2 separate regions of the Homo sapiens genome follow, and region 1 is linked to region 2. A link is a contact called in ENCODE Hi-C or POLR2A ChIA-PET data. All regions are on one chromosome and are shown on one strand. Each heading gives the region's core, a stretch centred on a gene start or an enhancer-like site at or near the end of the contact. The rest is flanking DNA. Distances are from core to core; before and after follow the strand shown. Region 1 holds the start of ARCN1 (archain 1 coat protein complex I subunit delta). Region 2 overlaps CXCR5 (C-X-C motif chemokine receptor 5).

Region 1 (6,974 bases), core at 2,285-4,784, 320 kb after region 2:
CATTTTATACCCACTGCTCCAGTTCTAACCACTTTGGAACAATATTTTATAGTAACATTAGGCTGCCAGAAGGCAAATTGTCTAACCATAACAAATTGTGTGTGCAAGAGAGATACAAGAATAACAGGTGGTATAATAATTCAGGATAAATATGCACAACTCTCTCTCAAAAAAAGTCAAGTTCTTTCTTGAATCTCTAAATGCTTCAGGATCCCTTACTTCCAGAATTATAGTCACCTTCTCCTTTGTAATTCACCGCAATATTTTATACACATATACATGCACACACAATTCATGGTCATATTAAGGCTAGTTTCTATAATTGTCAGGGAGGACTGTTCTGTCTTTTCTATTTATATGAAGCTATTATAGATAAAATCAGAGAGAAGATTACAATAAAATGTAGACCACATACGAAACCTAAAACTTGAAAAGTAATTTACTCAGTGAGGGTTTTAAGTCCATCACATTTCTATTCTAAAACAAAAGCTTGCAGAGAATTAAAACACACACACACACACACACACACACCCGTTATCAGTTTCTGCAGTGAACTTCTATATGAAGACATAAATAGATGGCAAATCAATGGAAACTCAAGAGAATCATTTTCTTTCTTTGCTGTCCCTCAAAACACAATTAAAAAGATACATAAATAATACAGGGGCCGGGCGCCATGGCTCACACCTATAATCCCAGCACTTTGGGAGGCCGAGGCGGGCAGATCACGAGGTGAGGAGATCGAGACTATCCTGGCTAACATGGTGAAACCCCGTATCTACTAAAAATACAAAAAAGTAGTTGGGCGTGGTGGCAGGCGCCTGCAGTCCCAGCTACTCAGGAGGCTGAGGCAGGAGGATAGCTTGAACCCGGGAGGCAGAAGTTGCAGTGAGCTGAGATTGTGCCACTGCACTCCAGCCTGGAGACAGAGCGAGAATCCGTCTCGAAAACCAAACAAACAAGAAAAAAAGTCAGAACATGTTCTCATTAATTTGCAGAATACAAAAAAAAGATCAAATCAAGGCCCGCATGCCTACAGTCCCAGCTACTTGGGATATGGAGGCGGGAGGATTGCTTGAGGCTAGGAGTTCTAGGCCGCAGTGCACTATGATAGCGCCTGTGAATAGCTACTGCCCTCCAGCCTGGGCAACATAGTGAGACCCTGTCTCTTTAAAAAAAAAAAATCAAAAGATGCCTTTCTTTGTACTTTATTTTATGATGAAGTCATGAGAAAGCATTTGTTTCTGCATTTGTTCACTTATTTATCTATTGGAACTTTGCAGTCTAGGACATTCTGCACTTCAATAACTAAAGCCAAAGGGAATTTATTTTTTAAAAAATCAATGTTTACGTACTGATATCTGCAACTTACTTTGAAATGTATATTTTTTTTTAATGGAGAGAGGGATGGATGGATGATTAGATGCATGATAAAATATAGTGAAATGTTAGTTATAGAATCTAGTTGGTGGTTATATGGGTATTCACTACAAAGTTCTTTCAACTTTTCCAGATGTTGGAAAATTTCATAATGAAATGTTGAGCTAAAATAAACGCTGGAAATTTTGATACAACTTTTAGATAAAAATTTCACCCTATCTGGACATTTCTACTGTCCAGGGATCTGTTTGTAAAGGAGCAGGACCCAAAAACATTACACAGAAATCATACCAATGTCTTAACACTCTACAGAGCAGAATGTACTGAGATAAATTGTTCTCCAGAGTACACAAATCTGTGGGTATCTGGATCATGTTAAGTCCCAAATAATTCAGAAATATGTGACACAACTCTATGTATACGTACACATGTCAAAATAGCATGCAAAAGTTATATTTTATATATATCACGTAGGGCTTTACCATCCCTCAGTTATCAATGAATTAAAAATACTAAGTTCCAAGAACCTTTTAACAAAGAATATTTTTAGAAAGATTACCTTTATCTGGTTTATATAATACAAGACCTTAACTTTACTATTAAAATAAAAATATGCTCTAAAATGCATTATTAATTCCAGGGTGTAAACGGGAACTGAGTTTCAAAATCACTAACCAAATACAGAACCTCCTGGAGAAACTGAAAATACAAGTTTCTGGAAATTTTGTGTCCAACACAAAAATTTTAGGAGGCAAACCTGTTTGATGCAATTTATATACCTGAGGCTGAGAAAAGCTGTTCAGTGGCCTAAAGTCCAAGCATGAATTCCCCCCATTATCCAAGTTCTTATCTAAAGGGTTGTCAATAGAACTTATTAGGATTGCCACCAAATTACATTCTGCCATCTCTCAGGTACACTGGACGATGTTTTAAATCAAGTTATCTATTGACAAAAGAATAAAAAAGAACAGAACAGAACATCCTTCAAAAGACTAAAGGACATAAGGTGCACTGAAAAATAAATTACTAGCTTTTTTGAAACCAAAGAATGTCTACTACTTCATGAATATCCACAAATCACAGCGATAAAGGAAGATTGAGTGATGTCAGCAGTTCTGATTTCCTCCATCCTCAACCACATTAACCTTTCTCATCCTTGTAACAGATGAGTATACAAAGATAACGCATGGGAAGGCAAGTAACTGGTCTCGGAGGCTAACCCATCCCTCTTACTCCACCTCCTGTGAGACATCTGACTACGACATGCCACATACACATTTTTCTTCACCTGGACAATAAGTTCCTTGAAGGCAAACCCTGTGTTCTCTGGAACCTGCTCACATTTTCCCAGTGGTCTACACAGTGTATGTACCCCGAGTCACACTAACAAATGGACACAAGTGAGTTCTGCGGAAGTAGTGGAAGGTTTCAGAGACACTTGGGTCCTATACATTAGTGTTAGAAGTTACTCCTTTCCGCTCTGTGTCTCCATTTCCCCCTTCTGAACAAAAAGAAAAATTTCTGGACACCAGTGGATTTGCATTTCGAGTTATCAACGGCCTAGCAAACACCGGGGGTGGGAGACAAGCTCTGATTAACAGAAGGACCAGAACCTCCGGAGACAGGCCCAGCCTGCTGAGCCTAAGCGCCAGGGAACCGGCGGGACAGCATCAGTTCCGAGGTCCGCAGCCTGGGACCCGCACCACCACCACGAAGTTCTCGCAGAGCAAAAACGCCGGGCCGTCTCAGGGGCAGGTCCCAGCAAACGAGGGAGTCCAGCTGGTTGGGGGGTGGTGCGGAAGCGGGCACGACGACAGATGGACTGGAGTCAGCTCCATCGGATCTCCAGGAGACCGGGCACAGGAGGCCACACTGCTCCCCGAGCCCGGAGCAAAAGCACTCTGCCCTAGACCCTCAGGGCGGGGCTCCTCCGGCCCCTGCCCCAGGCCCGCCGACAAGGAGAGACGGTGAGGCTCGGACCCCAGGAGTTCGGGTCCTGGCTCGGATCTTACCATGGTGAGGGCGGTGGTGGGGCGCGCCCGCACTCCGGCTCCACTGGGGATAGGGGTAGGGTCTGGGGAACGGGAGCACCAGCAGCTCTGGACCTGCTGCCCCCTTGACAGGAACCGCTGCCGCTTCGCCTCTTGCCAAGATGGCGGCCCCAAGCCACGTCTTCAACCGGAAGCGGCGCAGGTCAAAGGGCGGGGGGGGGGGCGGGGCCTGTGGGCTGGGGAAATTGAGGGTACCCCGCTCCGGTTACGATTAAGCCCAGGAGGTGTAGGGGGCGTTCACCCTCCAGCTGTGGAACCTCGTATCTCTCCCCTTTCACTGTCATCGCCTTCATTTATTTTGCGTCACATCTTACAGTTTAACAAGCCGCTGGCACAGCCACTATTATTTAATATACAGGATAACCTGTGTGCCTAAAAGACCAGTATCCGGAATATATAAAGAACTTTTTTTTTTTTTTTTTGAGATGGAGTCTCACTCTGTCGCCCAGGCTGGAGTGCAATGGCGTGATCTCGGCTCACTGCAACCTCCACTTCCCAGGTTCAAGCGATTCTTCTGCCTCAGCCTCCGGAGTAGCTGGGATTACAGGCACGCGCCACACCACGCTCGGCTGTTTTTTGTATTTTTAGTTGAGACGGGGTTTCACCATGTCGGCCAGGCTAGCCTCAAACTTCTGACCCCAAGTGATCCGCCCGCCTCAGCCTCCCAATGTTGGGATTACAGGCGTCAGCCACCGCGCCTGGCCTAAGAACTCTTATAACTCAGCAATAAAAAGACAAATACAGTATTCCTGTCTAAAAATGGGCTTCATCTGCAAAATGGAGGGAGTAGAAAACACAAAATTAAAATGAGCAAAAGATTTGAATAGATATGTGTCCAAAGAAGATATATAAATGGCTAATATGCACATTAAGAAATGTTGAATATCCTTAGGGAAATGGAAATCAGACCCGTGGTGAGACGTCATTTCACACTCACTAGGATGGCTATCATAATAATTGTTGGTGAGGATGAATGTAAAATAGTGCAGCCACGTTGGAAAAGAGTTTGGCAGTTCCTCAAAAAGTTAAACAAAATTACCACATGACTGAGCAATTCCACTCATAGGTACATACCCAGGAGAACTGAATATATGTCAACACAAAAATGTGTACTCTAATGTTCATAGCAGCATTATTCATAGTAGCCAAAAAGTGGAGACAATCCAAACAAATCCATTCATCAATAGATGTGGCATATATATGCAATGGAATATTATTTAGTCACAAAAAGGAATAAAGTACTGACATGCTACAATATGGATGAACCTTGAGAATATTATGTGAAAAAAGACGGATACAATGGGGCACTCATATATGATTCCATTAATACGAAAGATCCAGAATAGAAGAAAATCCACAGAGACAGAAACTAGCTTAGTGATTTCCAGGGGCTCAGGAAGGGTAGGAATAGAGAGTGACAGTTAATTAGTGTAAGATTTATTTCTGGAATAATTAAAACATTCTGGAATTAAGCCAGGCATGGTGGCATGATCCTAGAGTCCCAGCTACTTGGGAGGCTGAGTTGGGAGGATGGCTTGAGACCAGGGGTTAAAGGTCAGCCTGTGCAAATTGTGAGACTTAGACTCTTAAAAAAAAAATAGTTCTGGAACTAGATAGAGGCAAATATACTAAAAACCACTAAATTGTATAATTTTAAAAGGTGAATTTTTATGATTTGTAAATTATATCTTTAAAAAAACATGCACTGGAAGCAGGGCAGTTGTGCTCATGTCCATTTTGTATATGAAGAAAATGGTGAAAAGTTTAAGTGACTTACCCAAAGTTTCTAAACCAGTATATGATGGAACCAAGACTCAAAATCTGTTCTTGTGATTCTCATGTTATTTCTTGTATGCCAAATTTCAGATTTTTCAGAGTATAGCTGATTCAGTAGTTCTTCCTTAAATCATTTTATCCTACATCCTTAGCTCAACCGAACAGCACTCATCCATATTAAACCTGTATGTCCACAATTAAGTATAATAGCAACTTTTAATTGAGTGCTTCATTTGTGTCAGGTACTTTACACATGTTATTTCCAATCTTTTACATCAATCCAAATAAAGATACTGAGGATCAAAAAAGTTAAGCATTTGTCCAAACTCACACAACTAGTAAGTGGTAGAGCCAAGTTCAAAGTCAGTTTTCTCCTGGCTGGGCGCGGTGGCTCACGCCTGTAATCCCAGCACTTTGGGAGGCTGAGGTGGGCGGATCACAAGGTCAAGAGATCGAGACCATCCTGGCCAACATGGTGAAACCCCATCTCTACTAAGAGTACAAAAAAAAAAAAATTAGCTGGGCATGGTGGCGCGTGCCTGTAGTCTCAGCTGTTCGGGAGGCTGAGGTGGGGGAATCCTTGAAGCTAGGAGGCGGAGGTTGGGTTGCAGTGAGCCGAGATCATGCCACTGCACTCCAGCGTGGCGACAGAGGGAGACTCCGTCTCAAAAAAAAAAAAAAAAAAAAAAAGCTGGGCGTGGTGTCTCATGCCTGTACTCCCAGCTATCTGGGAAGCTGAGGCATGAGAATTGGTTGAACCTGGGAGGCGGAGGTTGCAGTGAGTTGAGATCACAACACTGCCCTCCAGACTGGGCAACAGAGTAACACTCAGTCTCAAAACAAACAAACAAAAAAACAAAGTCAGCTTTTTCCATTAAAACACACTGCCTCTGTATCTCCTGTGTGTTCCCTAACATTTATTGAACACTTACAGCATACCAGCCATTACTCTAACTTCACACAGATTATCTCATTTAATCCTCACAAGAATCCTCTGAGATAGGTACCTTTATTGTCTCCATTTTACACATGAGGAAATCAAGGTACAGAGAAGAAAACTATCCCACCACAGGTCTCATGGCTAAAAAGTAGGTAAGCGAGGATTCAAACAAAGGCTGTTCAACTTTGGACTATACCCTTAAGCACTGCATTATAGACTTCTTGCTCTTACCCGTATCAATTCCATCTCCAATGGCCTTCTAATAGAAATCTTTAGAAAGCTCAAATATTTTTAAATTTTATATGTCTGGGAGGATATATGTCAAACTGTATTTTAAAGTTTTTTTTCATTAAAAAAACTTTTTTAGAGAGATGGGGGTCTTGCTATGTTGCCCAGGCTGGTCTCGAACTCCTGACCTCAAGCAGTACTCCCATCTTGTCCCCCCAAAGTTCTGGGATTGCAGGAATGAGCCACTGAGCCCAGTCAATATTTTAAAAAAAAAAATTTTTTTTTTTTGAGAAGGAGTTTCGCTTTTGTTGCCCGGGCTGGAGTGCAATGGTATGATCTCAGCTCACTGCAACCTCTGCCTCCTGGGTTGGAGGGATTCTCCTGACTTAGCCTCCCAAGTAGCTGGGATTACAGGCATGGACGACCACGCCTGGCTAGTTTTTTGTATTTTTAGTAGAGATGGGGTTTCACCATGGCCAGGCTGGTCTTGAACTCCTAACCTCAAGTGATCTGCCTGCCTCAGCCTCCCAGAGTGCTGGGATTACAGGCGTGAGCCACAGCTCCCGGCCTATTTTTAAATTTTCTAATTGACACATAAT
Region 2 (6,533 bases), core at 3,034-5,533:
GGTCTCCCAGAACAAGCAGCCGCCTCTCAACATGAACTCTTCCACCACCCTGAGCAACATGGAACAGGGTGAGTCAATTGCGCAGGCAGGCAGGCAGGCAGGCAGGCAGGCGCTGAGCAGTGTGTCCATGCTGGGGCTGGGCAGTGAGTGAGTAAGGGCCTGTGTACCACGGGCCCAGAGGTGGATGGCTCTGCTTATGGGGCAGATGATGACATTTGTGGGCTTTCTCAGGGGGTACCACGTGAGTCTCCCAGGCATTTTGAGTGATCGTACTTGGGGCCTGGGATCTTCCCCTTGCCTGGGGCCCTGAGGCTGCAGGAATTGCTTGAAGACTGGTGGGCTCTGGAGATAGTGGGGGCCTGTGGGTGTGTCTGAAGGACCAGGTGATTTGGGGAACTGACCGCTTCCTAAACCTCCCCATATCCACAGCCAAACTCATCTGCCCCTCCCCAGTCACCCCTGCTCTCTTTGTCTCCCCGTTTCTGTAGGTACCCTCCCGCCTAGCGGCCCCCGGAGCAGCTCCTCAGCACCTCCCGCCAACCCTCCCAGCGGCCTCATGAACCCCAGCCTACCATTCACTTCCTCCCCAGACCCCACACCTTCCCAGAACCCCCTGTCACTGATGATGACCCAGATGTCCAAGTACGCCATGCCCAGCTCCACCCCGCTCTACCACAATGCCATCAAGACCATCGCCACCTCAGACGACGAGCTGCTGCCCGACCGGCCCCTGCTGCCCCCCCCACCACCACCGCAGGGCTCCGGGCCAGGTGCGAGGACAGGCCAGGGCCCCAGGGAGGCCAGCTGGTGTGGGCACTGGGAGCGGGGAGCACAGCTGTGGTTGTGCTGGCTTTTTTGTGCCTCTGAAGGCCCTGGGTGTGGGGGTGGAGGCTCCGGGATGCTGTTCCCACTCGCTGGAGTCATTAGGGAAACCCAGCCCAGAGCACTCGAGTGGTCTTTCCAACACCTGGTGGTGTGTCTGGCGAACTGGGCCAGAACTTGGTCTCTTGGCTTCTAGCATCAATGCCTCCAGTCCCTTCCCTCCCAGCCAGGGGAAGCCAGTGGTGAAGACTTTGACCTCTGGCACCCCCTGGCTTGGGAGTGGGGAAGGCCTGAGCCCTGCACCCTCCCCGAGCTGGGCACACCGTGCCTGACCCCCTGTCTTCTATTCCCTACAGGGATCAGCAACAGCCAGCCCAGCCAGATGCACCTGAACTCAGCCGCTGCCCAGAGCCCTATGGGCATGAACCTGCCAGGCCAGCAGCCCCTGTCCCATGAGCCCCCGCCCGCCATGCTGCCCTCCCCCACCCCTCTGGGCTCCAACATTCCACTGCATCCCAACGCACAGGGGACAGGGGGGCCCCCTCAAAACTCCATGATGATGGCCCCAGGGGGCCCCGACTCCCTGAATGCCCCCTGTGGCCCAGTGCCCAGCTCCTCCCAGATGATGCCCTTCCCCCCTCGGCTGCAGCAGCCCCATGGTGCCATGGCCCCCACTGGGGGTGGGGGCGGGGGGCCTGGCCTGCAGCAGCACTACCCGTCAGGCATGGCCCTGCCTCCCGAGGACCTGCCCAACCAGCCGCCAGGCCCCATGCCTCCCCAGCAGCACCTGATGGGCAAAGCCATGGCTGGGCGCATGGGCGACGCATACCCACCGGGTGTGCTCCCTGGGGTGGCATCAGTGCTGAACGACCCCGAGCTGAGCGAGGTGATCCGGCCCACCCCAACGGGGATCCCCGAGTTCGACTTGTCGAGGATCATCCCCTCTGAGAAGCCAAGCAGCACCCTCCAGTACTTCCCCAAGAGCGAGAACCAGCCCCCCAAGGCTCAGCCCCCTAATCTGCATCTCATGAACCTGCAGAACATGATGGCGGAGCAGACTCCCTCTCGGCCTCCCAACCTCCCAGGCCAGCAGGGCGTCCAGCGGGGGCTCAACATGTCCATGTGCCACCCTGGACAGATGTCCTTGCTGGGCAGGACAGGCGTGCCCCCACAGCAGGGGATGGTGCCCCATGGCCTGCACCAGGGGGTCATGTCCCCTCCACAAGGCCTCATGACCCAGCAGAATTTCATGCTGATGAAGCAGCGGGGCGTGGGGGGCGAGGTCTACAGCCAGCCGCCCCACATGCTCTCCCCGCAGGGCTCCCTCATGGGCCCCCCGCCCCAGCAGAACCTCATGGTGTCCCACCCCCTTCGGCAGCGCAGTGTGTCCCTGGACAGCCAGATGGGCTACCTCCCGGCACCAGGCGGCATGGCCAACCTGCCCTTCTAGAAGTCGCTGCCAGGGCTGGAGCCGGGGCAATGTTGCAAATACGATAACCTTAACAAAGTTCTTCCCCTCAATGTTGGGATGGCCTGGGTCGCGGGGTGGGGTGGAGGGGGTGGGAGGGGGCTTGTGTAGGGAGTGGCATTTGTGGAAACCAGATGTGCTGGCAGCTTAGGGGGAAGTGGCAGTGTGGGGTGGGGGATTTTGCATTGGGGTTGGTTCCATTTCGGCCACCAGGACTGCCCCTCCCCCACTCCTCCCAATTCCTATGGAGCCTCTCTATTTTACCTCTTTCCGTGCATCCCTGCACCCGCCACACCCCCTTCAGCTATGCTTTTGGAGTCCTGGATGGGAATCTGGGGGGAGAGAGGAAGGACAGGTCAGGTCTCCCCCAGCCCCTTCTGCTCCTGTCTCCTCGTGTCCGCATTGCTGGAGCTCCACCTCCCTCTTGGTTTCTCCGCACCCGCCCATTTTCCTTCTGTCTTTACCTGCTTCGTATCCTTTCCCTGCTGATGTGGCTGACCCCTCTCCCACCCCTCCCTGCAGGCGGCTGGCCAGGTGGGCAGGTGCCAGCCGGAGCTGTAAATAGAGCGCTGCGCTTTTGTGCTGGTTTGTGCGTGTGCTGTATTTCTGTGTTTTGATAGAAGTCACACAAAAAAAAAAGGATAAAAGAAACCCTTCCCCCCTTCTTCAAGTTATTGCTCCCTCCATTCCCCTGGACCCAGGGACATGCAGCCCTACATGGCCACCCACTGTTTGCAGTGTCTCTGGGTCCCTAAGGGATACCATTCCTGTCTCGTCCCCAAATGGTAAGATGACGTAAATGACCCACTCCTAAACTGAGGTCAGACCACCTAGGCTTCCACCTGGTGAGCCCTAGCAGGGCTGAGACCCCCAGGGCGGCAGCCTGTCTGCTGCTGAGTGATTCAGGGAGAACATGTGTGCACGTGCATGTGTGTTTGCCCACACCGGTGACACGGGGCCCTGGCTTTCCACTTTGGATGCCCGGGCATCCGCTGCTGCTACATCTTAGCCAGAACTTGAAGTCTTTTGTCCCAGTTTGGGATGAAGGAAAGGAGGAAGAGGCGGTGGCTGTGTGGCCCCCTTGAGTGGAGCCATGGAAGGGGTGGCATGGTGCCACTGGGGCCTGTGGCTGTAGTAGCCCTGGGCCAGGTAACCTCCAGGGCCCTGACTTTTCCAGAGGCTGCTGCCACCTACTTCTTATCAAAGAAGGGGGAGAACAGTTCATCTGAGTCAGTGCACCTCCCCTCCAGTCTCCACTCCCTGAGGATGGAATCGGGGAAACAGCATCCTGCCGCCTCCTCTCTGCCTGCCCACTCACCGGCAAGGTTGTCCCTCTGCCCAGGGCTCAGGGCCATGTACCAGATCTGTCTGTGCCCACCCAGGCACAGCCACTGCCTCCCCCTTGGCTCCCTGCTCCTACCCAGGAGAGCTCCCTATCCGCCTTTGGTCAGAGCTGAAGCCATATACGACTGGGTGTTTGTCCCCCTACTTTGGCCCCAGGAGTAAAAAAACTTCTCCTTTTCTCACTTCCTTTCCTGCCTCGGGAGGTGGCAGGGCAGTTCCCTGGCTGAGGCCTTTTGCGCCCCACCTCCAGGACCAAGGGCCATTCTAGACAGGGTGTCTTCTACCAGGACCCGTCCCTAGCCTTCCTGGCCTGGAGGGCCTGGTCTTGCACTGGCAGCTGTAATACAAAGGGAACTCGCCCCACTTCTCCCAGCCTGGTGCTGTCCTCTCGGCCCACCATCGGCCAGGTCCAGCGCTTCCTCTGGGGCTGACAACAGGCCCCTGACTCACCCCGGTCACCTCCCAGGGTCCATGGCCAGGGCCTCTGTGTTTGGGGGGCCACTTGCCCTTCATCCTGCCAGGCGCTTTGCCCGCCCTGCCTCAGCCTGGGCCCTGTGCCCTTGAGCCCTCCACCCCTGGCCCAAGACCCCCCCAAACTGTCTGACTCTGTGTTTCCTGCCCTGAGGAGAGAGGGGTCAGATTGCAGCGGGCCGAGTGCCCTCTCCGTCCCCTCTCCTCCCACCCACGCCACAGGCCAGCCTACTCTTCCCTCCATCCATGGCCACACCCCCAGCCATTTTGTACCATTATATAAATATATATATAAATATAAATATATAAATACAATATGTGAAGACATCTTCTTGGTTTTTATTTTGAAACAATTTTTAGGCTTGTTCCGGGGGTCTCTGTGCTGCCTGTACTGTATTGACCTGTTTTATAGGTGCCTTTTTATTAAAAAGAAAATTCAAAATCCAGCCTCTTGCCTCTTTGCATCTGCTTCAGACTCCCCCATCGATTACCCAGCTTGCGAGGAGATACTCAGAGAAAAAAGGGACGTCTTAGGGCTTCCTCGTTGTCCTGCCGTGAAGACACTCTCACGTGAGCCACAGCTGTTATTTCCCCAGTGGGGCCTCCCAAGGAGCTTGGCTGCTTGGCTTGAGTGGGACAAGGGCAGGGGTCCCTGACTCCCCACCTGATCAAAGGCTGGGGAGGTGGTAGGGAGCACCCAGAACTGCCGGACGGGCCTCCCACACCCCAGGTGAGCAAACAAGCACGGAGCAGCTTCCTGCGGTTCCATCTGAGTGACATCCTCACGGGGGCAGGGCACGGCTTCCTGGGGCCTGGGGACTTCCCTGCCTCAGTGTGTTTCTTACACTTCCCTGCCTAAGGTGATGCCACGGAGGGGATGGTTGAGATGACTCCCACGGGCCCCTTCCAGTCCACCTTTCTCCGTTCCGACTCTGAGTTTCCTCGGGTCTATAGCTTATGGGAAGGGAGTGAGGAGGGGACAAGCCAGCCTCCTTCCCCATCAATGCCCACAACCTCCCATCCCCTGGACCCAGCCACCCTAGGAGTTCTCCACCCCACCCCATCTCGCCTGGCGGAGGGGACCGCCGGGTTTGATTGATCCATCTCCCTCCTTGGGGTTCGGGAAGAAAGCTCTTTTCTTCCCTCTGTCGGGTTTCTTTCTTGCTTCTCGGCCTTCACGCTTCCTCAGGTCACTGGCTGGCCTCCAAGGGCACCTAGAGTCAGCCCTGCCTGCAGACCACCCAGGATCCGGTGACATGGGGTGGACCCAGCGCTGTTTCGGTCAGAGCCAGGGGCAGCTACCTGAACTCAACCAGTCTGAGCTTCCTGCTTGGTCAAGATGACTGCAGGCTTGGGGGCCTGGCAGAATGTCTGTGTTTTTAGGGACTGAGTTGTCCGAAGGCCACACTCTGCTGCCAGCTGGCCTTTCCTCAGCCTTAACCTCCACTCATCCCCTGGTGCTCAGCTTCTGGCTTTGTTTGACAGGTGGGCAGGAGGAGAGAGGGGAAGCTGTGGAGGTCAGCAGCCCCTAAGCTGATGGAGTGTGTTCTGGGAGGGGCAGGCGCTCTCCGTTGGCAAGGGCAGAAGTAGAAGTTGTTTCTTGAGCATTGGATGATTAGGATGGGAGGTGCGTGAGGTTCTCTCAGCCCAGGGGGGTGCAGATGGGTAAGGACAGCCTTCACTGTGCCTTTGAGCTGCTTTCCGCTCCCTGGGCTCCAGCCTAGCCCCAGGGCCGGCAGAAGAGCTGGCAGGGATGTTCTAGAAATGGGGGTTGGTTCCTCTAGCTACCCCAAATGAGGATACTCCTAGGACACTCTTAGCCACGGTGAGCCCTTAGGATCCCAGCTCCTGTTGGAAGGAGCATCCAGCATCACTGCCTGCCCCAAGGAAAAGCAGCAATAAAAGGGGACACTGGGACCTAGAACGTGGTGAGAGAGGTGGCATTCTCTGACTCAGAGAGACTGCTCCTGCGCCAGCTAGGGAAGAGCTGGCACAGGGAGGCAGGGCCGGTACAGCCCAGCTTCGTCAGGAGCCGCGACAGGTCACTGCGGAACTTCACGCCGGCGAAAGTGTAGAGCATGGGGTTGAGGCAGCAGTGGGCCAGGCCCAGGAACTCACACATGGTGATGGCCACGGGGAGAGAGCCATTCAGCTTGCAGGTATTGTCCACGGCCTTCAGCCTCGCCAGGGTGTCCAGGAAGATGACGATGTGGTAGGGTGACCAGCAGAGGAAGAAGATGCTTGTCACCAGGATGGCCACCCTGACTGCCTTCTGCCGCTGAGGGCGCCGCTGGGCCTGGCGCAACCTGTGCACTACCCCCACGTAGCACCAGCCCATCACCAGCATGGGCAGCAGGAATCCCGCCACATGGTAGAGGAATCGGGAGGTGAACCAGGCATGCGTTTCTGCTTGGTTCTCTTGGGAGAA

The links. Hi-C counts contacts between places; a loop is a spot of excess contacts on that map. ChIA-PET counts read pairs that join two places held with the same protein, here RNA polymerase II (POLR2A). Pooled maps may share reads with other maps.
Region 1: a loop to region 2 is called in a pooled map, with 2.4 times the contacts of the local background. The contact joins the promoter of ARCN1 here to the enhancer-like site in region 2. A Hi-C loop is called at or near these places in 1 of 50 pooled maps. POLR2A ChIA-PET finds 5 or more read pairs at or near these places in 3 of 52 experiments (GM12878, activated B cell and activated CD4-positive, alpha-beta T cell).

The regions. Positions count from the first base shown.
Region 1 is chr11:118,568,969-118,575,942 of GRCh38, reverse strand. It overlaps ARCN1 (archain 1 coat protein complex I subunit delta), which reads right to left and starts at 3,534. Exons shown (of 10, transcript NM_001655.5): 1 at 3,393-3,534. The coding sequence starts at 3,395. It also overlaps a transcript of IFT46 not described here. RefSeq lists enhancers at 3,153-3,232, 3,743-3,872.
Region 2 is chr11:118,894,154-118,900,686 of GRCh38, reverse strand. CXCR5 (C-X-C motif chemokine receptor 5) reads right to left here. Exons shown (of 2, transcript NM_001716.5): 2 at 2,900-6,533. The coding sequence ends at 6,024. It overlaps BCL9L (BCL9 like), which reads left to right. Exons shown (of 10, transcript NM_001378213.1): 8 at 1-68; 9 at 489-770; 10 at 1,179-4,551. The coding sequence ends at 2,272. Among named protein-coding and RNA genes, the nearest start is that of MIR4492, 13 kb to the left of the region's middle. RefSeq lists enhancers at 2,038-2,545, 4,165-4,923. Within about 2 kb of position 4,283, at least 8 of the 41 ENCODE cell types and tissues checked have a DNase peak (open chromatin) inside an H3K27ac peak, as active enhancers do.